Regions from separate parts of the Mus musculus genome. Here all the other regions are linked to region 2. Evidence: chromatin loops called from intact Hi-C (ENCODE). Cell type or tissue: heart. All regions are shown on one strand.

Evidence for each region. A loop is a pair of places that touch in the nucleus more often than their neighbours do. Peaks named below come from ENCODE experiments on the same cell type or tissue, not always from the same donor. Only the 100,000 strongest peaks of a DNase experiment are listed, where the experiment ranks them.
Region 1: a loop joins it to region 2, with 4 times the contacts of the local background. A loop is called at or near these places in 15 of 42 quality-filtered maps.
Region 3: it touches region 2 in a loop (2.5-fold over the local background); 6 of 42 quality-filtered maps call a loop at or near these places.

Annotation. Positions count from the first base shown.
Region 1 is chr6:112,491,423-112,499,422 of GRCm38, forward strand. No RefSeq gene overlaps it. Among named protein-coding and RNA genes, the nearest start is that of Oxtr, 5.6 kb to the left of the region's middle. In heart, a CTCF peak has its summit at 3,493 (motif pointing right); a DNase peak (open chromatin) is centred at 3,539; H3K27ac peaks cover 284 bases; H3K27me3 peaks cover 4,494 bases.
Region 2 is chr6:112,697,349-112,705,348 of GRCm38, forward strand. It overlaps Gm35824 (a long non-coding RNA gene), which reads left to right. Exons shown (of 2, transcript XR_377964.4): 1 at 1-907; 2 at 1,022-1,139. It overlaps Gm26799 (a long non-coding RNA gene), which reads left to right and starts at 2,432. Exons shown (of 2, transcript XR_869361.2): 1 at 2,432-5,529; 2 at 6,524-6,816. In heart, a CTCF peak has its summit at 3,221 (motif pointing right); a DNase peak (open chromatin) is centred at 3,253; H3K27me3 peaks cover 1,453 bases.
Region 3 is chr6:113,110,279-113,118,278 of GRCm38, forward strand. Setd5 (SET domain containing 5) reads left to right here. Exons shown (of 22, transcript NM_028385.1): 4 at 96-247; 5 at 588-646; 6 at 1,080-1,258; 7 at 4,566-4,808; 8 at 5,250-5,398; 9 at 5,727-5,844; 10 at 6,502-6,611; 11 at 7,090-7,339; 12 at 7,980-8,000. Among named protein-coding and RNA genes, the nearest start is that of Setd5, 37 kb to the left of the region's middle. In heart, no CTCF peak of the experiment used is centred here; no DNase peak of the experiment used is centred here.

The DNA of each region.
Region 1 (8,000 bases), 210 kb before region 2:
TGCCCCTCCCACCAGCCTTGAGAGAAATCTTTATTTTAGGCTCTTTATGATGGAAATCTCTCTCTCTCTGTCTCTCTGACTCTCTCTGTCTCTCTGTCTCTCTCTCCCTCTCTCTCTCTCTCTCTCTCTCTCTCTCTCTCACACACACACACACACACACACACAAACACACACACACACACACACCCTGTATCCCCGCCCCACCCCCAGTCCGTCTGTCTGCGTATAAGGTTATTCTGCTTCTCAGTGGGCCAAAGGCCACCTCTGCCTTCTTACCATGCTTCAAAATTAAAATCCTAGCTGGCGCCAGAGCAAGATTAAATGTGAAGGGCTGCCTCTCCACCGCGTGGTCCTTTCCTATTTTGAAATCACTTTTTGAACTGATTTACAATGACCGAGGACCAAAAGGAACAGAAAGGGCCAAGGCTGGGGAATGAACAGGGCTCTCTAACGTGATTAGATGCATGTTTTATCCTGACATGTTATTTCTCCCTCTTCTAATTATGTGGAGAGACTTAAGTGATCCTAGACCAGTGGTTCCCGAATCTGCAATTATAGCACTGTGCCAAGATCTCCTAGGGGCAGAGTCTTCCAGGACCCTGCTCCAAGGTTCTACACTCTCCATGCCAAGGAGGCTTCGGGATTCCCTGGGCATTAGTTAATGGTGAGAGGCAAAGGCTATCATCTTCTCACTCTGGAGTTGTATCACAGTATTACCATTAGTATCTGTCACACACATGACAGCCTAAGGTTACAAAACACTCAGGTCAGGAGTGACCTAACCTGAGGCCCCAGGCTTCCCATCTGTAAAATAAGGGGGGTGGTCCTCCTATCATTCTGGTTTTCTTTCTGTGTATGTGTGGGGGCAGGGAGGCATATGCTGTGTCCCACATGGGGAGGCCACGCCACAGGCTCAAGGGTGAGTCTTAAATTTCTGCCTTGTTTGAGACAGACTGTCGTCTGCTGCTGCGTATGCCAGGCTAGCTGACCTGGAAGCTTCCGGAGAGTCTCCTGTCTCTGCTTCCCATCTAGTCACAGGCGCACTGGAATGACAGGAAGATGCTAACAGGCTTGGCTTTTACCTAGTCTCTGGGGATTGAAACTTGGGTCCTCACCTTACTAACTCGCTTTGCCCACTAGGCCGTCTTCTTGGCCCTCCTTTCTTTCTAAAGTGCAACGAGTGTGGCGTTATTCCAGTGGGTCCAATATCCCTGTTCCACCCTGTGGCTGGATGAGGAAGGATCAGCCTCGTGAGCTCATGAGTAGGACATCTGGGAAAATGAATGTTGGGCTTGCGGAAGGCAGCCTGCTCTTCCCCTTTGAGGAGAGCGGCTATCTGGGCCACGTTAGTCAGCCACCTCGCCAGCACTGGCTCCCCTTCCCTACAGGCCCTGACCTGTGTAGTCTTGTGTAGCAAGTGATCCTTGTGGATTTCGTAAGGACCACTCAGCCCAGGCAAAACCCAAGTTCTCTAACTTGGCCTGCATCTGAACAACAGAGTCAGTCAGACACTCACAGCCTCCTGGTTTAATCTCTCAGTATGTGTGGAAAGCAGGCAAAGAAGAGAGGCTCTGCTTGCCTAGTGACCTCCTCTGAAGGTCCCTGGGGAAGGAGAAGGCACACACTGGCATCCTTGAATCCTAGCCAGAGAGAAAGACGCCTTTCTATTTCAGTGTAGTGAGGATGCATTCTAACAAAAGGTGGGCAAAGCACTTGGTCCTAGAGAGATCGCAGGAGGTAGTTTCACCAAGGAAGTCATTGTCCTGGGATCAAAGATGACAGGAGTCCTTCCCTGAAATGCCAGTGGAGTGGGGTGGGCATTGGTGATCCCACGTGGATGTGATGAAGTGTTGTCAACTTCCATTACACAACACACAGGATGCTGAAGGGTCCCAAAGGTGTGTTCCCCAAACACTGGAAGCATTTTCCATGATGGTGCTCGATTTGTAAATTTAGCCTGAGTGACACTGAAAACGACAGGAAATGTAGTTCTTTTTTCTGCCACCCGCTCTTTGGCTCACCAAAAACAAAGTCTGATAGAGACTGAGCCAGGAGCTCCAGGAGCAAAGCTTATTGGTGTGCAGTAATCACATGATAAAAGCCCACAACTGATGGTGCGAGAGGAGCTGAGGCTGAGCGACAGGTGGTGGCATGGACGGAGGACAACCACAGAGAAGATGGACAGGAGAGCCTGGCATCAAGACTCTGGTGGCCCGGGACAGAAGTTATGCCCGTGTGTGATGTGATGTGTGTGTGTGTGTGTGTGTGGAGTATGGTGAGACTGGAAAGTTTATTAACCAGAATCGGCTAAAGCAGGGCTTGAGAGGCCTCGGTGGTTGAGAGTGCTTGCTACTCCTACAGCTTCAGCTCCTCAATGATCTCCATCCACGATGGAGTGCTTACAACCTTCTATAACTTCAGTGCCAGGAGATCTAACACCCTCTTTTGGCCTACAAGGGTACCTGCATGCGTGTGTGTGTGTGTGCGCGCACACACACACATGCACACACACATCAATTGGGCTTGGGTGTACACATTCTTTAATCCCAGAACTTGGGAGGCATAAGCAGGTAGGTCTCTTGGAGTTCAAGGCCAGACTAGTCAACCAAAGCAACGTGGTAAAACCCTGTTTGTTGGTTGGTTGGTTGGTTGGTTTTTGTTTTATTTCGGTTTTTTTTTTTATAAAGTAAGACCCACGTGTGCAAAGAAACTTATTTAGTTAAGAAATTGGCTTTTGTGTTGTCGAGGCTGGCAAGCCCCAGATATCAGGACCCAAGGGCAGACATGCTGCTGCATTCAAGGCAAATGCATTTACTGCAAAATTCCTTGATCGGGGAGGACATTCTTGGGTTGGCATAGGACCTCCAAGCGGTTTGATGGAGCCCATTCCTACTATGGGGCAATCGGGCAAGCCACACCACTAAAATAATAATAATGATAATAATAATAATAATAATAATAATAATAATAATAATTCAATTTAAATGTTAATTTTATCCAAAAACAAAACAAAACAAAGCCCCACACTCTCACTCCCACAGAATAATGTTTGGCGTCCAACCATGGTCCAGCCAACTGAGACCCCAAAGGAAATGTCACACAAGAAATCCCACTGTTGCTTTTGTGCACACCTCCCCACCGCCTCCGTGGCTGAGCAAGGTGGGCATTGCATACACTGGTGCTTCAAAAGGCCCAGGACACAGCGGGATGGGACCTCTCTGTGCACTTATTAAATATGGAGTGGTGGGAGAGGAAATGGAAGAGAAATAAGCATTTCCCACGGCTGTTCCGCTCTGTTGAGAGCAGGATCACCACCTGGGGCAGACAATCTGCCTGAAGAATGACCCCTGCGGCATCCCCCCCGGGAACGGGTCGTGGGGTTTAGTAGCTTGGTAGTTTTCCAGTTCCGGAACATTTCGTCTCTCTGCAGTCAGTGAGGAAATGAGTGGCCACTGCCTCCAGTCCCTTCTCTCCCTGAAATCATCTCTGCTTGGGCTCCTGCCTCCAGGAGGGGTCAGTAATGCACTCAGGCCTGATGGTGCTGAACACTTGGCCACAATCTTCCTGCTGCTGACAGCCTCGCCCTTGGCCTCCTTCATTTGCTACTGCCAGCAAGAGACCAGGGACAGCAGGACATGTGGACTGGCCTGGCCTGGGACATTCAGGGGTTGGTTGTGTTCCGGTGCCAGCTTGGAGCTATAACTTGAATTATTCTCCCAGCCGGAATCATTTTGGACTCTTCACCCTGTGTTTTCGTTCCAGTGTTCCTTGGAGGGTAAAAAAAAAAAAAAAAGAAAGAAAGAAAAGCATGCTTTTGTATTAGAGAAAACTGTGAACTCACAGTGATAAGCATTACTCTGTGGGTTTAACCACCTTTCGCATGAATGACCGGTTCAATGAACTGTTCTAAGACAATGTTGACCTTCTGAGGCAGTGCAAGCAAGCAAGAGTTAGTGTGTTGGAGGAGTGTTTTACAAGGAGGCCTCCTTCAGCTCTGTGCCTGGAATCAGGTTTCCAGGAAGCAAGGGCCTGGCCCCAGTACTTGATTTATTGAAGGATGTTCTCGGGAACCAGTCATTTTCTGACCACATTCCTGTGTGACTTAAGTCCTTTTCCCATGCTGACAGTCCCCACTTCTGGAGTGCCCTGTGAAAATTCTCGTGAAATTAGCCTCCATCTTTATTGCCAGTGAAGCCAGGTGTCTTTTCAGTTCAATGAGACAAAGTATATGGGCTGGAGGTATACTGAGCCTGTAGCTCCTTCTAACCTAATTGCTGTGCTGGGTCCACCAAGCCCTCACTTCGGGGGTGGGGGCCTTCCCTGCCACCCAGGCCCTCAGAGAAGACTCCAGTTTCTGAGGCTCAGCAGGTGAGGCTCACAGATTCTCTTTATACCATGAATGCTCCATTCTGCTGATGAGTGCCTCCTTGTGTTCCCAGCTCCCTGTTCTTTGTGCAGACATCCATTACTTTCCCCATCATCTGTGCCTATCAATAAAAATGTGGCCAGAAAATGACTGATGGGTTCCCGAGAACATCCTTCAATAAATCCACCACTGGGGCCAGGTCCTTGCTTCCCGGAAACTTGATTCCAGGCACAGAGCTGAAAGAGTCCTCCTTGTAAGAAAGTATGCCATTCATATTCGAACAAGGGGAACAATAGCTGAGGTAAAACAGGAGGCTTCACATTGGCTATAACAGTGCACATCCTGCTAACGAGTGGCTTCAGAAGTGTGCCCTTTCTAGCTGGACAATGGCGACTTAGTCTAAGGCAGCAGAGAAGAAGCAGAGAAGAAAGTCTTCCTTGGGGAATCAGAAAGCTTAGAGTAAAGTCAGGCTGTTCTTTCAGAGAAGAAAAGGTTTATTGTGAATCAAGATCTTTGGAATCTGTTTATCCTTGGAGGAGGAGAGGCTTGGAGAGGTGAGAGCAGTGTAGACCTGGCTGAGGGCCTCGTGAGCTGCAGGATGCTTGGGGTTATGATGTCTGCTCTCCAGAGGAGGAAACAGGAGTTCAAAGATGGGAAGGCACTTTCTCGAGGGCACACATCTGGCTCCGAAAGGCAAACAAGGCTGGTGTAGGGCATAGGCCATGGAACCTGGCCAATGTGGCAAGGGACTTTGATCTCTACTCTGAGAATCCTGGGAAGCTTTGTGGGCCGGGGAGGGGGCGGGGGGGCAGTGAAGAGAAGAAATGATGGGTTTTGTGATGCTGTGTTCCATCAGCCTGGGGCACAGATTGGGAGAGGACAAATGACACAGAAGAATCAAAAGCTGCCGCAGGGCTGAGGACATGGTTCAGTGGCCAAAGTGCTTTCTCCACAAAGCCAAGGGCCTAAATGTGACCCTTGACACCCACATGCAAAGCTACACGTGGGGGTGTACTCCTATAATCCCAGGGCTGAACAGGTAGACACAAGAAGACAAGAAGATTCCGAGGCTTACTGGCCATCCAGCCAAGCCAAATTGTTGAGCTCCAGGTCAATGAAAGACCCATGTCTTAGGGGACAGTGCCTGAGAAATAACACCAGTGTTATTCTAGACACACACACACACACACACACACACACATTTATTCACACACATACACATAAGGTACACACACTCTACAAAAAAAGAAGAAGAGGAAGAAGGAGAGGAAGAGGAAGAAAGAGGAGGAGGAGGAGGAGGAAGAAGAAGAAGAAGAAGAAGAAGAAGAAGAAGAAGAAGAAGAAGAAGAAGAAGAAGAAGAAGAAGAAGAAGAAGAAGAAGAAATGAAAGAAAGAAAGAAGAAAGAAAGAAAGAAAGAAAGAGAAAAAGAAGAAAGAATGAAAGAAAGAAAGAGAGAAAGAAAGAGAAAAAGAAAAAGGAAAAGAAAAAGAAAGAGAAAGAGAAAAAGAAAGAGAAAAAGAAGCTACTCCTATCATCCAGGCAACAGTGTTGCTGGCATGGGCAAGCAGTGCAGTGATTGGCAGGCAGTGTAGACCCCTGTCCATGTTACACCAGGATCATAAATGAAGCCAGGCTGCAAGCACATGCTTCCAGCCAGCCAGCCACCTACAGACTCAGGAAAGGCCCAAAACCTTCTTCCTGAAACTGTTCTAGAGATAGAAACTGTTAATAGTCTTTGGGACCAAATGGACCAGGGGACATAGAGTGGTGGGCACTGAAGGAGTCACAGCAATGCCTGAGAGGATCTCTAGAAGCCAATGGAGACACAGCCAGGCTTGACTCATCCAGGAATGCAAAAGAAACAAAGCTCTCCTCCTCATGGGCCAGTTTATCTGCTCATCTCTGGGTGGAGGCAGACGCTCTTGGGGAAATTCCTACAGGCTAACGGTTCCAAACATGCCTGCCTCCTGCAATAGACAACCTTAGCTCCCCTCTTCCCTTGGCTCCAACCACCCACTAACTTTTCTGTTTCAATTTTTAAAACTTAGAAAGGTATTTCTCCTCAAATAGACACCTGGCAGAAGTCTGCCTCCCTGGGATACAGAACTTGAGTTTACAGAATATTTTGTTTTGTTTCCTGATCTGTCATGCATAAACATTTGTTCCATGAATATGTTCAAAACACATATCCTGCACTCAATAGAATTGCCCCTGAACTGTAACACAGAAGGGCCATATACTCATTGGCATTGAACATGGCCAACCAGTGCTCTAAAGCTAGGTAAGAAACATGGCCATGTAGTTTGGTGGTATATGCTTGCCTAGCCCAAGGCCCTGGGTTCAATCCCCCAGTACCTTGAAAATAAAAACAATCAGAAAGACCAGAATCCCTGCGTTCCTCCTGACCCTGGGGTGTGGGAACAGCAGCTTGGGCAGGCGGAACACAGAGACATTAGACTGCATTTACCCTGAGCCACGGCTGTCGGTTGCTGGGTACACACGGCTTAAGGGACAGGAAAGCACAGCCTAGGGTGTGAGAGGCCAAAGCTGTGGTTCCCAGGATTCCTGGACATCCAGACATCACCGGCTGGGAATGAGGGTAGGAGTGGGGGGCCCATTGGCCTTCGATGAGGAGCCCGGGCCGGGAGTTCTCAGACTCCTGGACATCCAGACACTGCTGGAAGTCTTGAAAGAGCTGAGAACAGAGGAGACCCACAGGCTGAGGACAAGCCCAGGGTGGGGGACTCGGGCTTAGCTCATAGGTGAAATTCCTTAGTTTAATGGCAGTTGTCTGGGAGCACAAAGGGCCCTTCTACGGGAGACTTAGGTAGAGCAGCTCTGTAGGCCAAGGCCTTCTCCATGTTCCCTGTGGAGGTTCTTGATGAAAGAAGCAGACCTTGGGTTCCAAACTGTTTACTAATTATTCACTGTGGAAAATGGGTGCATACTACCTGCTCAGGGTGGATCAGAGATTAAATACCTTTTGCAGGAAGGAATGTTCAGGAAGGGAAGCTCATTGGCTAAACCCTCAGGGCCTCTAGGTACCTCATTAGCATAGAGAACTCTGTTCTGGGCTACATGATCACAGGTCATGTTTCCTATGTGGGAAGTGTGGCAAGTGTTCCAGGCCAGGAATTTGATAGGGGGCAGGGAGCTGCCTGACATCTCAGGTGCTCAGGTGGGTGCCAGGGTGCAAGAAACTCTGAACCCACTCAGACTTACGAAATTTCCTGGCCCGGTCCACACCTGTAATTCCACCCTGGGCTTTCCTGTACGGCCTTGGCAGGGGGGGGGGGTCTTTCTGTGCCTCAGTTTCCCCTCCTTTAAATGATAGTACAAAATATATGATACATATATAAAAAGTCCTTTTGTGCTAACGTTCTCTACTTTCCTTGGATCAGGCAGCAAACACACACACACACCACACACACACACACACACACACACACACACCACACACCACACACATACACACACACACACCACACAGACACACACACACATACACACACCACACAACACCACACAGACACACACACACTCACACACAAACACACACACACACTCACACACAAACACACACACACACACACACACACACACCACACACCACACACCACACACACACACAAA
Region 2 (8,000 bases):
GAGCTCCATTATCTGGATGTGGAACGCTGACCAACACACAGCCAGCCTGGCTACTCAGTTCAGCACTCATCTTCTGCCTTCTGTGGGCCTCCGCTGTACTAGGTCTCAGGGGCCACAAGTTGGTCCAGATGACTCGCAAGACAGAATCCCGAAGCTTGCGGTATCACTGATACCCCGGTGGCCCACACATTCACCGATTCAACATGTATGTTTTGAAGACTTACAATGGACCAGGCATGTGAGCTCTCCTGGAAAGTAGGGGGAGAGATGTGGCTGTTACAGACACTTTACAGGTGTGAAGACTAAAACCCAGCAGGTTAGGAATTCATTCTTTTGAGTTTTTATCATAAAATAATCCCTGTAATCTGAGCCAATTAATTTTTCCTAGCCTACAGTCACAGATGAACTGTGCAACACCAACACAAACAACATTTAGGTGATAGTTTACTTATTACAGTAATAGCTAACACATATTAGACCACCTGTATTCAAAGCACTCCTGTGGCTTTGGGTTGTTTTGTTTTGTTTTGTTTTTGCATCATGCACTTACTTGGTTTACTCATTATTCAAAGGAAAGAAAAATGGGTAATTGGTGCAGAGCATTCTGCAGCTAAGTAGAAGCAGGGCTTGAACTCAGGATGTTGGGCTTTTGAGCATATAAACTACCACAGAATCGTCTCATAAGAGTCTGTCTGGTCAAGACAGTTCTTTCCGCATGCAGATACGGAACCCAGTGTCAGAACAGCAAGAGGATTCAGACACTGAATCTAGCAAGTCGGCAGCCAGGAGGTAAATGGCAGATTAGATGCAAGGTGGATTTGTACCAACCCATCAGGGGAGAGTACTCACATGAACTCTAGGTTGAGTTGGGTGCTGCTGGATAGTTCTGGGAACATCGGAGGGGCAGGTGGCAGATTAGATGCAAGGTGGATTTGTACCAACCCATCAGGGGAGAGTACTCACATGAACTCTAGGTTGAGTTGGGTGCTGCTGGATAGTTCTGGGAACATCGGAGGGGCAGGTTGCCGTGCAAAGATACGGCAATAACAAAAAAGCAAGTTTGCCATAGTTATTCCTTTAGGGTTCTCTTTGGATACTGGGCAATTAGGTTAACAAATGACTGGGGAGTGAAAGAGAAATGTGTGAGAAAAGAGGGAAGAATAGGGGAGGGACAGAGAGAGGGGGAGGAAAGGAAGAGAGGGGGGAAGGAGGGAGGGAAATGAGGAAAGAGAGAAAAGAGGTGGGGCTGGGGAGGCACTCTCTTCTCTGCAGAGCCTCCAGGTCACACCCCAATGCCATTCATCTCTGAACTCTTGCCACCAACCACTCAGTGAGATGGAATTAATGAGCAAATTACCAGTGAGCTCACATTCCCAGGTCATCTTTTCCTCCTGAGCTAAATGTTTTCCTCCTGTCCTCTTTAGCAGCACCCAAGGAGCCATGTCACCTCTGGGCCTAGGGAGGAAAGTTCCAGGGAACAAGCAGGTTCTAGAAAGACCATTATGGGCTCAGGGCAATATGCCTCCCCTTTTCCCTCCCTTAAGCCTCAAGAGCCATTCTCCTGTCTCCTGACAAGCTGCCGTCTGTCTCTGAGAAACATGCCCTTCTTTTAGATCAATAACGAGCTTGTGCCTCTTTATTCAGGAGCAAAAACAAAATGTTCTGTATTTAAAAAGCAGACAAGAGTCAGAGGCTCTCCCATAATACTTAGCCCCAAGTGAAGAGCCAGGATAGGTTGACTCCATGAAAAACAGATGCCCAGTAAACTTGAATTTCAGATATACAGCAAATAATTTAGAAGTATAGTGTGTCACAAACATATAACATACCTATATTTTAAAAAATATTCCCTGATTATCTGAAATTAATGGTTTAACCTGGACATCTGGTGCCTTTATTTGCCAAATCTGACAACCCTAATCAGGGCAATGTCTTCCCAGCCAAGTGGGACCTGTCCTTGGCTCACCCTGGATGTCTCACGGTCCTGAGCTCCTGCCAAAGGCCTCTTTGCATCCCACCTTCATCTCTTCCCTCCATCCTTCTCATCCTAATTCACTTTCTTAAAGAGTTTGGGATTTTGCCCTCCTTCCTTCCTGTCTTCTTTATCTCTCCCTTCTTCCCTTCTTTCTTCTATTTTTGGTTTTATTGTTATTTGTCTGTCTGTCTGTCTATTTGCAGTACTAGGGGTCAAACCCAGGCTCTGGAGTTAACTAAGCAAGCATTCTACAGAGCTACATCCTCAGCTCCTCTACTCTCTCAGCTTCCCTTATTCCTTTTAAGGTTCAGCTATTTTATGTTTGAATGTTTTGCCTACGTGTCTGTCTGTGCACCACATGCATACCTGGTATTTGCAGAGGAAAGAAAGAAGGAAAAGGAAGGAAGGGAGGGAGGGAGGGAGGGAGGGAGGGAGGGAGGAAGGAAGGAAGGAAGGAAGGAAGGAAGGAAGGAAGGAAGGAAGGAAGGAAGGGAAAGAGAAAAAAGAAAGAGAAGAAAAAGAAGAAAAGTGCTGAATCCGTGGATCTAGTTATGGCTGTGAATAACCATGTAGATGCTTGGGATTCAACCACAGGTCCTCTGGAACAGCAGGAAATGCTTTTAAACACACCAAGCTATCACCCGAGGCCCCAGCCCTGTGGTTTTTAAGACAAGGTCTGGCTATGAAAGACCTTGCTTTTACCTGCCACGTGCTGATGCTCCAAGCTATACTGCCCCACAAGACCCAGCCCCTCCATTCATTTTACTAAATGTTTCCAGCCTCCTGACACCCTTTCCAGGAGCTGTGTACACGAGATGACAAATCAGATATGGTCCCTGATCTTGAAGAGCTGACGCCCTGGGGTTGGAGGAGAGATGACATAGACAAGGGAGTATGAAAGAAAGTGGAAAGCGAATGCATTAAAGTCCAATGGCTCAATGTAGAATGGAGGAGTGCATAGGAGTTCCTAGCCTTGTCAAAGTGTCCAGATTTGAATCTCTCCACACCTCAATTTTCTAATCTGTAAAATGAGCTGATCCGAGATAGCATTTGCATTAAAGGGACTTTTAGTATTGCAGAGATATTTTAAATTCAAGTGCAAAGCTAACATAGACAACATACATGATTTTAAAATCTGAGTAATAGATATAGCAAATTAACTAAACTACTACCTGCATTATTTTAAAATTTTGAAAATTTCCACCAATATTAGGACGTTTGCTGGCTGCCATCTTACAAGTGGCCACATGGGGGCAACAAAGTACCATACAAACTGAGACTGAGCTGGTCAAGCACCCCATTAACCCATAATTCACTCATATTTTGTCTGGTCATTTAAATGACTTTAATGAACTCTGAGTATGTTCAGGAAAAAGAATTGAATCAAGGTGTAGTCCACCCTTAACCTCAGCCATCAGGAGGGCAAGGCAGGCAGATCTCTGGGAGTTCAAGGCTAGCTACAGCTACATAGTGATACCTTGCCAAGAAAGAATGAAAGAAGAGGGGAAAGGAAGAGGAGGAGGACTATGCCCCTGCCCCACTCCTGTCCTCCTGAGGTTTCTGACAAGCCCCTAAGGTAGGCACTATCACCATATCTGTTTTAGACACAGAGATTCTGGGAAATTAGAAATGTTTCCTCTTCTGAAATGGTCCCTGAAGAGGAGCTAGGGAAAATATAAGAGCCAGAGATCAAGGAAGATTGAAGCAAAATAGTCTTCTGGAGAGGATGGCCCGTTGCACTTAGGAATGCACAGCAGCTGTGGTTGGCTGCACAAGATGAAGCCAGTGAACACCCCAGCCTGGAGTTGGCGTGGTGGTTTGAATGTGTTTGGCTATTAGGAGGCGTGACCTTGTTGGAGTACATGTGGCCTTTGTTGCAGGAAGTGTATCACCATGGAGGTGGGCAATGAGACCCTCCTCCTAGCTGTCTGAAGTCAATCTTCTCCTTTTTGCCTTCAAAACAAGAAGTAGAATTCTTAGCTCCTCCAGTGCCATGCCTGCCTGGATGCTGCTGTGCTTCTGGCCTTGATGATAATGGACCAAACTTCTGGACCTGTAAGCCGGGGCCAATTAAATGTTGAACTTTATAAGAGTTGCCCTGGGCGTGGTGTGTCTTCACAGCAATGGAAACTCAAACTAAGACGGAAGTTAATCCCTGGGACTGGGGTGTTGCTGTGATGGGCCTGACCATGGTTTTGTTTGGAGGGATGTGGATTTGGGGGCTTTGAATTTGGAAAGCTATGGAATGCTTTAAGTAGGACTTGATGGGCCATCCCAGTAGGAATATGGAAGACATTGGTGCTGAGGGTGATTTGAACTCTGGAGATCTTTCTTAATGACGTTTTGGTGAAGAATGTTGCTGCTTTCTACCCTTGTCTGAAAAGTCGGCCTGAGGCTAAGGTAAAGAGATTTCGGTCAATTGCATTGACAAAGGAAGTCTCAGAAAAGCCCAGCATAGACTGTGTCCTCTGGTTTACTCTCATGAAGAGAGTTTTGATCAAGCACAGCAAGCTTAGGCATTGAAGAAGTTGGAAACAGAAAGCTAGTGATAATGCAATAGAACAAGGGGGCCATGTTCTAGCCCCAGCAAGCAGCAGAACTCAGCAACTTTAGCCATGTTGCTCTGGCTTTAGAGTTAAGACTAGAAGGGCCTACTGGCATGATTGATGCTGCTTAGCTGGAGCTAAGAAATTAGTGGTGATTAAGAAGAGACCAGCATAATTGAAATGAAATATTCTTGCAAGTATCTTCTGAGAGCACAAAGAAGCTGTGTTCCAGAGATAGCCAAGGTTGTACCTCATGCTGCAGTTGGACTTGGTAATGTGTAAGAATCACCCAGGTAGTACTGGTTTTGAAGGCATGAAGGGGTCATGGAGAGCAGCTGAGGCTTGGCACTGTGAGAGGCCAGGGAAGGTCATTGGTGAAGGTGCAGCCTCAGTTGCAGGTAACAGCCCAGGACTTAAGGGGTCAGGCAAAGGAGGAGAATTGGCACCATGAAGAGAGCCTTTAAGAAGTTATGGGTGAAACCTAATTGTAGCCTCCCTCAGCCCTGAAGCAGGCTGATCCAGACTTTGACCTTGCTGCCACTGAGAAGATTACCTAGGGTGGAGCCTTCCGACCTAGATGGCTCTTTTGTTCAGTCACCTGCCACTGCTCTCTCCAAGGCACTGCTACCTGCCAAGAATCCCCTGAGATGTTCTGGAGGAACCTCCTATTCTGCACTGTCGCCTACAGGCTGGCTTCAGACACCAAGAATGGACTGGCAGGGGATGGGCTTTCCCCTTTTATAGGCACACTCTCTTAGTAAACTGGTGGGCCTTGAACAGAATCATGTCTTGGTCTCCATTAATCTCTCGCCGTCTAAGTCTCTTTCAGCCCCAGCCTGCCTCCCAGGTGTACCCAGTTCAAGTAGACCACAGGCTGGCATACAACAGATTGGTGTCTGAGCCAGGGACCTTGAGAACGGCGGGAAAGCACTCAGGGAATCACTGTCTTGTATGGAACTCCAAGGGGAGAAAAGAATCAGAGATCGAATCGGGCATGGTGAGCAACAGGTATTTATGCTAGCGCTGGCTTTAAACTTCATTTTTTTAAAAAGTGTTGCTGGAGGTGCGGAAGGATATGGGTTAAGTTTGGAATAGTGCTAACCCGGTACTTTTTCCACTTAGGATTTGACAGCGAAATAGGTGTGGGACTAGAAACTGTGAATCAGGAGGTTGTCCACAGCTTTTAAAAGCTGTTTCAGAAGTCGGGTGTGGTGGCACATGCCTTTAATCCCAGCACTCGGGAGGCAGAGGCAGGCGGATTTCTGAGTTCGAGGCCAGCCTGGTCTACAAAGTGAGTTCCAGGACAGTCAAGGCTATACAGAGAAACCCTGTCTCGAAAAACCAAACCAAAAGCTGTTTCAGGTGAGAGGGTTTAAAATGATGAAACAAGTAGTTGTCCGCAGTCGAGAACTGCATCAGGCTAGAGGAATAGGGCTTAAAATGGTGGAGTAAAATATATAGAGGAAAATGGATTTTGAAACTCTCCCAGAGACAGAGAGAATTCGGGGAATGCCCTGCTTTATTCTCTCTGGCTCTACAGCCTCTTTGTGTTGTCTAATGTCTGGTGCACCAGTCCATTTACAAGTCGATTCATGTGTGTTTTGTTTCATTGTCTGAATGCCTGAATGTTCTGTGTTTCATGTTGGAAAATAAAGATGGCTAAAACTTTATCTGCTGGTTTAGCAAGAGTGGGCACACGCTTTAGCAGGATCAGGCACAGCAGGAGGGCTCCTGCTGGAAAAACAGTTTTTTGAGAAAGGGAGTCTGCAGCCTCTTAGTTTTGGGGCAAAAAAGCTGATAGATGGTTTGTTGCCTGGGGGGGGGGGGTTCTCTGGAATTGTGATTAATGTGTTTAGCAAGTGACAAAGTGCGTTTTTATCTTATAATTATAGCTAGAAAAATTAAAATTCTTTGATTGGTCTAAATTTATAAGACTCGTGTAGCCGCTTCATTTGTTTTTTTACTGGTCTTAGAGGTGTAATATGCTCTGCGTGTCTTCCAGCCTGCCTCCCAAGTGTACCCCGTTCAAGTAGGCCACAGGCCGGCATACAACACCTAGTTGCAGTAGAATACCACAGTGAATTGGAGGTGTCACTTCCATGGGATGATCACCAAGAACAGCAGCAGCAGTGGAGTGGAGTCAACCAGAGTGCTACAGAGGGCAGAGCTGGAGAAGTGACACAACCCTTTGGAGAAGCCCAGAAGATCCTACGTGGATCCAAGACACTGGAATGAGAAGCTGTAAAGTTGAAGTTGCCTCGGATACCTCAATATGTTAGAGATGTCAGAGCCATGGGATAACTGCCATGGGAACTGCTAACAGGGAGTGGAACCTGCCCAAGAGAATGAAGTTTGTTGCTGCTGAATGCCAGATCTGTCTGTTGGAATTAAACATGGGTGAAAGGGTGAAAGTTTCCTCCAGTGCCATGCCGGCCTGGATGCTGCCATGCTTCCCACCACGATGGTAATGGAATGAAGACAAACTACGACAAGCAGGGAAGGCTCCCTCTTGACTGAGAAGCCATGGGCAGTTGATAGCTTTGTGAGGAGAAAGAGTTGGCCTTACTTATGGGTGTAGCCCCCGTAAGTCAACCATGCTCTAGAGAATGGCCCCACCCAAGAGTACAACACAAATTGGACCTGGTAGGTTATTTCTAAGTGGGGTGGTCCATGAAAGGAGGTAGTTAAGTGGGGAAAGAGTCTGGAAAGAGCCAAGGGGAGGATTGAGGGTGTGGATATGATGATCAAAATACACTGTGTGCATTAAAATTTCAAAGAATAAAATTTCTGATATTTTTTCAAAGACTTTTCTAGTGGCTTCCCAGGAATGAGAGAAACTAGGACCTAGACCCTTGGAGATCTATTAGGGTGACCGCTCCACTTTTAGGATGTGTTTCTAAAGGCTCCTGAAGTTGAGGCTATTAGCACACTCCCTGGGGTTTGCCTGACATCACAGTTCTAAGGACGAAACCTCTTAATAGCGTTCTCACGCCCGGCCAGGAAGAACACAACAGACCAGAATCTTCTGCGGCAAAACTTTATTGCTTACATCTTCAGGAGCTAGGAGCGCAAAACCCCCAGCCCCAAAAGCGAAAGCCCCTTCTATATCGAAACCAAAACCCCTTTCCTATTTAGGAGAGTTATATTTCGCCTAGGACGCATCACTCCCTGATTGGCTGCAGCCCATGGCCGAGCTGACGTTCACGGGAAAGGCAGAGTACAAGTAGTCGTAAAATACCCTTGGCACATGCGCAGATTATTTGTTTACCACTTAGAACACAGGATGTCAGCGCCATCTTGTGACGGCGAATGTGGGGGCGGCTCCCAACATCTCCCCCTTTCCTTTTAATAAGAGCAAATAGGCCACCCATATTAATGAGAGTGGAGATAGAGGTCAAATCCCCAGTGTGTAGGTAAAGGAGCCATGTACAGGATTAGCTCTTAGGCTCACAGGCTTTTACCCAGAGCAACCCTGACCT
Region 3 (8,000 bases), 410 kb after region 2:
TGTTTGGACACTGTTGATTTAAAAAATCTTATTTTCAGGATCATAATTACGGAGCCCCTCCTCCTCCGACACCTCCTGCTTCTCCCCCTGTCCAGACGATCATCCCTCGTTCTGACCTGAATGGCCTGCCGTCGCCCGTAGAGGAACGCTGTGGAGACAGCCCGAACTCTGAAGGAGAGACTGTTCCTACCTGGTGTCCTTGTGGTCTTTCTCAGGATGGCTTCCTTCTCAACTGTGACAAGTGCAGGTAAGATCCTGTTTCATCTAAATTCAAACCTGGGTTGCTGGGATTAGGGTTTCTTATCAGTAGGGAAAAGCTCAAAGTATTTCTTCTTGTGTTTGTTAATGTAGATGATTCCTTAGTGCTCCTTGGCTCGAATTCTCTGCACTAGGTGAGAATTGCTGACAACAAGGAATGAGAGATTGATGTTAAAGCTATTGAATTTGATAAGAAATTTAATGTCCTGGAAACATTTGGTAGGTGGGAGGGAGGGGGTAGTACATACGCAGAGACACTTCTCCCATGTATGATGTGCTGTGCTGCATGCTGCTGGAAGGACTACTTTAAGTTTATTTTCCCTCTTTAGGGGAATGAGCAGGGGGAAGGTTATTAGACTTCATCGGCGGAAGCAGGACAACATATCAGGTGAGCAGAAGGTGGGTTAAGCCCACATTTTGACTAAATATTTTGATTTAAATGTTCTCCTATAGTACATAGCTATTTTCACACAAAGAAGTTCCACCAAAACCACTGTATCTATCTGGAAATGTTTCTTAGACCTCTAACAGTCAAATTATCCTTTGTAAGCACCAGAAATAATTTTTTTTTTCTGTTAAGTTACCCATTTATAGTTAAAGACAGCAGAGTGTGGAAACTACTTTGAAGGGGAAAAATTGATGGAATACAGACTAAATCTTACTTCATGCCAACAACAACAACAAAAAATCTTGTTTTCAGAAGAAAGGTGGGGGTCTATGTAGAGTTATAGTAGAGGTAATTTTTTACCTGGTGTAGGGCATATGGAAAGGAGGAAGAAGATGATATTAGTGCCTGAGCTGTGTGATCATCTTTTTTTCAGGTGGGGATAGCAGTGCAACAGAAAGCTGGGATGAGGAGCTTTCTCCTTCCACTGTGTTGTACACAGCAACACAGCACACACCTACAAGCATCACCTTAACTGTTAGAAGAACCAAACCCAAGAAGCGGAAAAAGAGTCCAGAAAAGGGTCGTGCAGCACCAAAGACGAAGAAGATCAAGGTATGCAAGGTGTATAAAAACACCTTGAATACAAGTATGTCTGAAATAGCTCAAACATTTGATTCAAGCAAAAATACTCTAAAATTCTTTGAAGAAATTTGATGCCAGTGTTTGGCCACTTTTTTTCTACTTTCAAAAAGTCACCTGATCAATATATACAAACAGAACAAACTCTCTTCTAACCTTCGTAACCATCACCACAGGCTCAGTTTCTTCTACTTCAACCACCATCCCAGGTATGGAATGCCAGCCCTTGCTGGTAAATTCTCATGTGAGATACAGCCTTGAATCTAAGCTTCCACTGTCTTTGCAGCATCTCCCTACTTCTCTGTCACAAAGCAGTCTGAAGTTCTTGTCTTGTTTACATGGCTGACCTCATGTCATTGAGGTCATTAGGCTGATTGATTGTCCTATATCTAAACAGAACAATAACATGAGGAAATTTATCTTGAATGGTCTAGATTTTCTTATTGTCTTGGTCACTTTTCTATACTCTTAGATAAAGGGTCTCTAGAAGAAACATTTGTCTTTTCTATTCTTTCTTCCCCATCACAGCAACTTGGTTGCTCCTAGGTCACTTGCCCACCCTTTGTGAAGGGGATCAGTCTTTGTTTCCTTCCTAATTTCAAAACTAATAATCTGCAACTTGAGGATTATAATTACTTTCTGCTTGGTGTCAGCAGTTTGTATAGTCTATAAGTGGTGCATGCTCTTACCTATTAATTGTCTCATACCATCAAAGTATTGGAATTCATGTCCGTGTTCATGAGCCTTTGAACTGTCCTTTTTCTTGATCATGGTTTGATGTACCGTTGTATTTGTTACACTGAAAATGAGACAGCATAGGATACTGGTTAGTACCTTACTTAGTTTTAGTCACATGGATATAACTGTCATTCTTGGTACCAAGTTTTGTTTTGTTCTACTTGTTTTCCTCTTTGGGATAGGCATTTCGAGAGGGATCCCGGAAGTCCTTGCGGATGAAGGGAAGGGGTAAACCTTTCCTGATGCTGCATTTTACATTTGGTCTTGCCTTTTGATGGCTTCTTTCCTAACGTTGATGGTCTGAGACTCTTGGAGTCTGCTTTTCACAAGGTTGTAATGTTGCCATTCAGTTTTCATAAATATTTTCTCCAGAGTGGACTTTCTTGTCTATTTTATGAAATATTTTCATGTTTCTGTTTCATTGTGGTAGTGTGGGAGATAAGTCACAGTTTTTAAAAACAAAACGAGGCTAGTCTGTTTTATTCCAGTGATTGGACTCAACCTCAGGAGTGAGAATTTTCTGGTGATGAGCCAGGCTCTCTTGTAAACTCTCCTTGACAACTTTGGCTTTGAATTATTGTTTGAAAGGATAACTCTTTAGTAGAAAATTGGTGTTGTTAATATGTGATAGTCTTACTGAAAAAGCACTATTTTTCTTGGCATCTTTTGGCATTTCTTGGCATCTTTTTCTTGGTGGAGATTTATGTAATGCTGCTTATCAAATAGGACTGGTGTGTGTGTGTTTGGAGAAGTAATGTACTTTTTAGATACTGGCTGGGTTTCGTTGTACTGGTTAGTTTTCAAAGATTTGGTTGTCGTTTCTTATATCTTCTTTTGTCCTGCCCATGAGTAAGTTGACATACCTCCTAAAAGTTTAGGATTTAAGAGCTTTAGTTTGAATTTGAGTTGTACTTTGGTTCTTCTAAGTATTCGTATCCCTAAATCTCTTAAGTTGTCCATTAAATAAACAGTGACTCTTTGAGTTAGGATAAACTTATTAGGATTACTTTGTAGTTGGAGCACCAGTGGATGTTGTCATTGATGTCAAGTGACATTTTACCTTAAATTTGAAAGTCTGACCTCTTATGTGGATAGGAGATTCTTTAATGAGATAAATCTACAAGTTGCCACGTGTATTTTCAACTGCTCGTTTCATTTTATTTCATTTACTAACAGGGACCTTACATAGAATTTGGGGACTAACTTTAGACCTAAACTGTAAGGCCCTCTTTTTTTTTTCCCCCTGCTATCAACTAATACTATAACTAGCTCAACTTTCGATACCTGTAAGCAAAATGAAAGCCATCTCTTTCTCTCAGAGAAGTTTATATACACTTTTTGCTTACAGTTTCAACAGAGCCTTGTAGATATGTTAAAATTTAAATAGGAAAAAAAAAAAGGTTTTACTTTAATTATCTTATAATTTTTAAGTTAAGTTATAAATTTTGTCTTTGGAATTAATGAAAACTTTCATAAAGATACAGGTAGTAGCTATAGGAATATAAAGAGAATAGCATTTGAATTTTTAATCTCAAAACCAAGAGCTTTCCTACAAGACACAACTCTTAGCCAGTGTTTTAGGTCAGCAAGGTGAGTGAACAGGTAAAGGAACTTGCTGCCAAGCCTGACAACTTGAGTGTAATCCCTGGAACACTTTTGGTGGAATAAGAGAATTCCTACAAGGTGTCCTCTGTGGCACAGGCATACCAGCAAAATATATGTTAAAAATAGAACAATAAGTAAACCAGTGTATCTTCAATACATTTGGATAAGTAATTCTGTGTGGTAATTTACATAAAATGATGGAACATTATTCAACGTGTATTTGATAATGGTTCCAAATGGTAATTTCCCTGTGAGTGTTAACATTATGAACTAGGTATTGCTATTAGAAATAATAGGTGTCTCAGAAACAAATAGGTGACTCATTCTCCTAATACAAATACAAACCATTTTTACTGCTATACTAACACAGCGAATATCAGCCTATTTTGAAATTTTATGCACTACAACAACTTAAAATTCTTTTTTGTCTTTTTATGACTCCCCCAAGGAATTTGATGTCAATCTTTCTTTCTTTTTTTTTTCTTTTTTTTTCTTCCCGGTTTTTGGTTTTTCGAGACAGGGTTTCTCTCTGTAGCCCTGGCTGTCCTAGAACTCACTTTGTAGACCAGGCTGACCTCAAACTCAGAAATCCACCTGCCTCTGCCTCCCCAAGTGCTGAGATTAAAGGCGTGTGCCACCACCGCCCGGCTGATGTCAATCTTGATGGATTGATCTTTACTACTGAAAATGGTCATGAAACCAGTAATGGATGAAGATACTAAGTCAGATTACTTTCTCACTTTATAATTAGACAAATGAGGAAATCATTTGAAGGTGTCCAAGACCTCATAATTGGTTGATAGTAGAAGCTAAAACCCCTGATTTCAGTCCATTGCTCTTACACTACACCAACTGTCAAGTAAAAACAAGTATCTTGCTTATCCTGCCGTGTTCATGAATGGTCTCTTACTAATTCACTTATCTTTGATCTCTACAGAATTCTCCCTCGGAAGCACAGAATTTAGATGAAAATACCACTGAGGGCTGGGAAAATCGGATAAGACTATGGACTGATCAATATGAAGAAGCTTTCACTAATCAGTACAGTGCAGATGTACAGAATGCCCTTGAGCAACATCTCCATTCTAACAAGGAATTTGTGGGCAAACCTGCAATTTTAGACACTATTAATAAAACTGAACTGGCCTGTAATAATACAGTAATCGGTTCCCAAATGCAGGTAAGAGCTAAAGCTTTAAAAGCACTAAGAGATTGAAATTACTTTAATAACCAAAGAACCAGAATGGAACAAAATCATTATTCCATACCAAATAACAAATGAACTACCTTCCTGCTGATAATCTCTGTTCAAAATCAGGTTATAGTAACTAAACTGTCTAGGCACATGTTTGAGAAATAAAAGCTATAAATTTATAAAGCAGACACAGCTCCACTGACATCTTAAGTTCTTCTTTGATCTTACCTTCTCTGGGACCACTAATTGGAACATGTTTCCTGGAAACTTGAGATTATGTCAAAAAGAAAATTTTCCAATCTTCAACCTATTTAATACACTGATAAAACCTGAAAGTGTTAGTACCTTTTTAACAGTTATGAAACACTGTAAATGTTTACCACACTGCTATTGCTATTCTTAAACATTAACACTGTTTTTATTCAGTTACAGCTGGGAAGAGTCACTCGTGTTCAAAAGCACCGGAAAATCCTGAGGGCTGCAAGAGATTTGGCTTTGGACACTCTTATAATAGAATATCGTGGGAAAGTCATGTTACGACAACAATTTGAGGTCAATGGGCATTTCTTTAAAAAGTAAGAACATCATTTGTTGAGCATTGAGGGCTTGCATGGTTCTGACTGACGAGTCATTCAAATAAGCTCGTGTTTTGTCTGTTTGCTGTTGATTCAAAAGGGCAAATAAATCTGCAAATCGTGTATGTACACTAGTGATGACTCCTTTCCAAGCCCAACATTCCTTGCTTTTTGCTTATTCATTAATGAAAAGCAGACAAGTCTGTGGTGTTTGCTACCTTAGGTATTGCAAATGACTGTTCCTTATTGAGTCAGTGTATACATCACATTTGTGGGGTGGCCCTTTTGTTTGTGTTGAGAATTACAGGAATTTTAATTATATCCCTAGACCATATCCCTTTGTGCTCTTCTACTCAAAATTCAATGGTGTAGAGATGTGTGTCGATGCTCGTACTTTCGGTAATGATGCTCGGTTCATCAGAAGATCATGTACACCAAATGCAGAGGTAAGCTATCTTTAGCAACTTCCCTTTCAATGGAGCCATCAAAGGACATGTTTAATTGAAGAAACAATCTGAAAACTTCACCCAGATAAAGGTCTGTAGCTAATAGTTGTATGATTTTTAATGCAGAGATGAAAAAGTAAAAGTGTGGTGTCTTATGGAGATGGAATAAAGACAAGAAATAGGTTTTCTTTAGAGAGGACAGAAATGAAAAAAAAAAGAAGTAATAAAACAGACTGGATAAGATGTCTATAAATTGAATTGGAAAAAATTTAAAATATTAAAATGTCATGTGGTAATAGTTTGTCTTTGCTATTGTGGGAAACAGTGGTAAAAATTTGTAAACATTTCTAAAGTTCATTAATCGATGTATTCACAGTAAGTGCAGTAAGGTTAACACAGCTTTGTTTCCAGGCTAAGGAATTTTTAATTCTTTAGCAGAATGCAGATACTTTTAAGAATAAAATAATAGTTTCACCCTTTTCTATTTTGAAGAAGTTTAACAGATTGTTCACTAGTGTATTATCATGAAGTGATAGAGGTAAATAAAATAACAGATTACTCAAAATAGGCAGAAATTATTTGGGTCATGCTTTTCCCATTTATGGAAAACTTGGTTTTGGTTTTGAAGGCAAACATAATGATGTCTTGTTCATATAGGTGAGACACATGATTGCAGATGGGATGATTCACTTGTGTATCTATGCCGTATCTGCTATCACCAAGGATGCAGAAGTCACCATTGCATTTGATTATGAATATAGTAACTGGTAAGACCTCAGAAATTTTTATAAGCATAGATGGCCTTAAGATTTTAATATCTTAATATTAAAATTGTTTTTAAATCTTGCCCTCCTTTTTTTTTTAATTACTGTATTTTTTGCCAAGAATCTGTACTCCTACTACATAGGAGGCAGAAGCATATGGATCTGTATGAGTTTGAGGTCACTAAGGCATTCCAGGCCAACCAGGCCCACCAGGCCATGACTCTGAAAAGAAAAATAAAAAGCAGTAGGGAGAAAGAATTAGTCGAGGTTTGTGTTCTTCCTGATTCTGTGCTGCATAGGTTAGAGGTAGACATATACAGAAAAACTGAAATTTTGAAAGTATTATACCAATTCTAATTTATTTAACAATAACATCAGAGGAAATTTTTATACCAGTTTTTCAATAAGGCGAATAGTTAGTATGCCATAATATTCTGTTTACAAGAATACTGAGATACTTATGGTTGTTTCTTTGGCACAGTAATTACAAAGTGGACTGTGCTTGTCACAAGGGAAACCGGAATTGCCCTATACAGAAAAGAAATCCCAATGCTGCAGAATTGCCACTCCCACCTCCTCCTAGCTTTCCCACCATTGGAGCAGAGACCAGACGTAGAAAAGCACGGCGGAAAGAGCTGGAGCTGGAGCAGCAAAATGAGGTTCCAGAAGAGAATCCTGACCCGCAACCACAAGAAGTTCCAGAAAAAGTAACTGTATCCAATGAGCATGAGGTAATCTCTGTAACCAAGTCAGGATGGTCTGATCCCATGTGTTGTTTCAGAGAGCTATACTAAAACATTAACTGCTATTATACACATCATCATGAATATACTTACTTAGATTTTCTTTTCACTTTATGATATTCAGAACCATGAGCAAAGCCAGGGTATAGTGGCACACTGCTCCAGTATTCAGGAGACAGAGGCAGGTGCATCTCTGTGAGTTCTAGGAAAGCCCAGGCTGATGCACAAAGAAACCTTGTCAAAATATAAAGAGAGGGAGGGAGAGAAAGGAAAGGAAAAAAGAAAAGCCTAAGACCTGATTCAGAAAGAAAAATAATAATATCAGAAACCATCCTTTTAGGGCCTGGTATGGTGATACTCACATCTAATCCCAGCATCTGTAGGGCTGAGGCTGGGTGGTTATGAATTTGAGGCTAGGCTTAGGCAGTATAATAAGTCCCTGTCTCAAGAAACATACAACAAAAATAGAGCATCCTTTGACTCACAGATCACATGCTTTGCACACAGAAGGACCTGGGCTTAATTCCTATTGTAGAGCATAAAAAGAAGTGGGGAGGTAGTGATGCCAGAATAAAGCAGGTTGATGCTCAGTGTTTGAATATGATCTAATAGTGCTTCTGTCTTAAAGGAAGTTGACAATCCAGAAGAA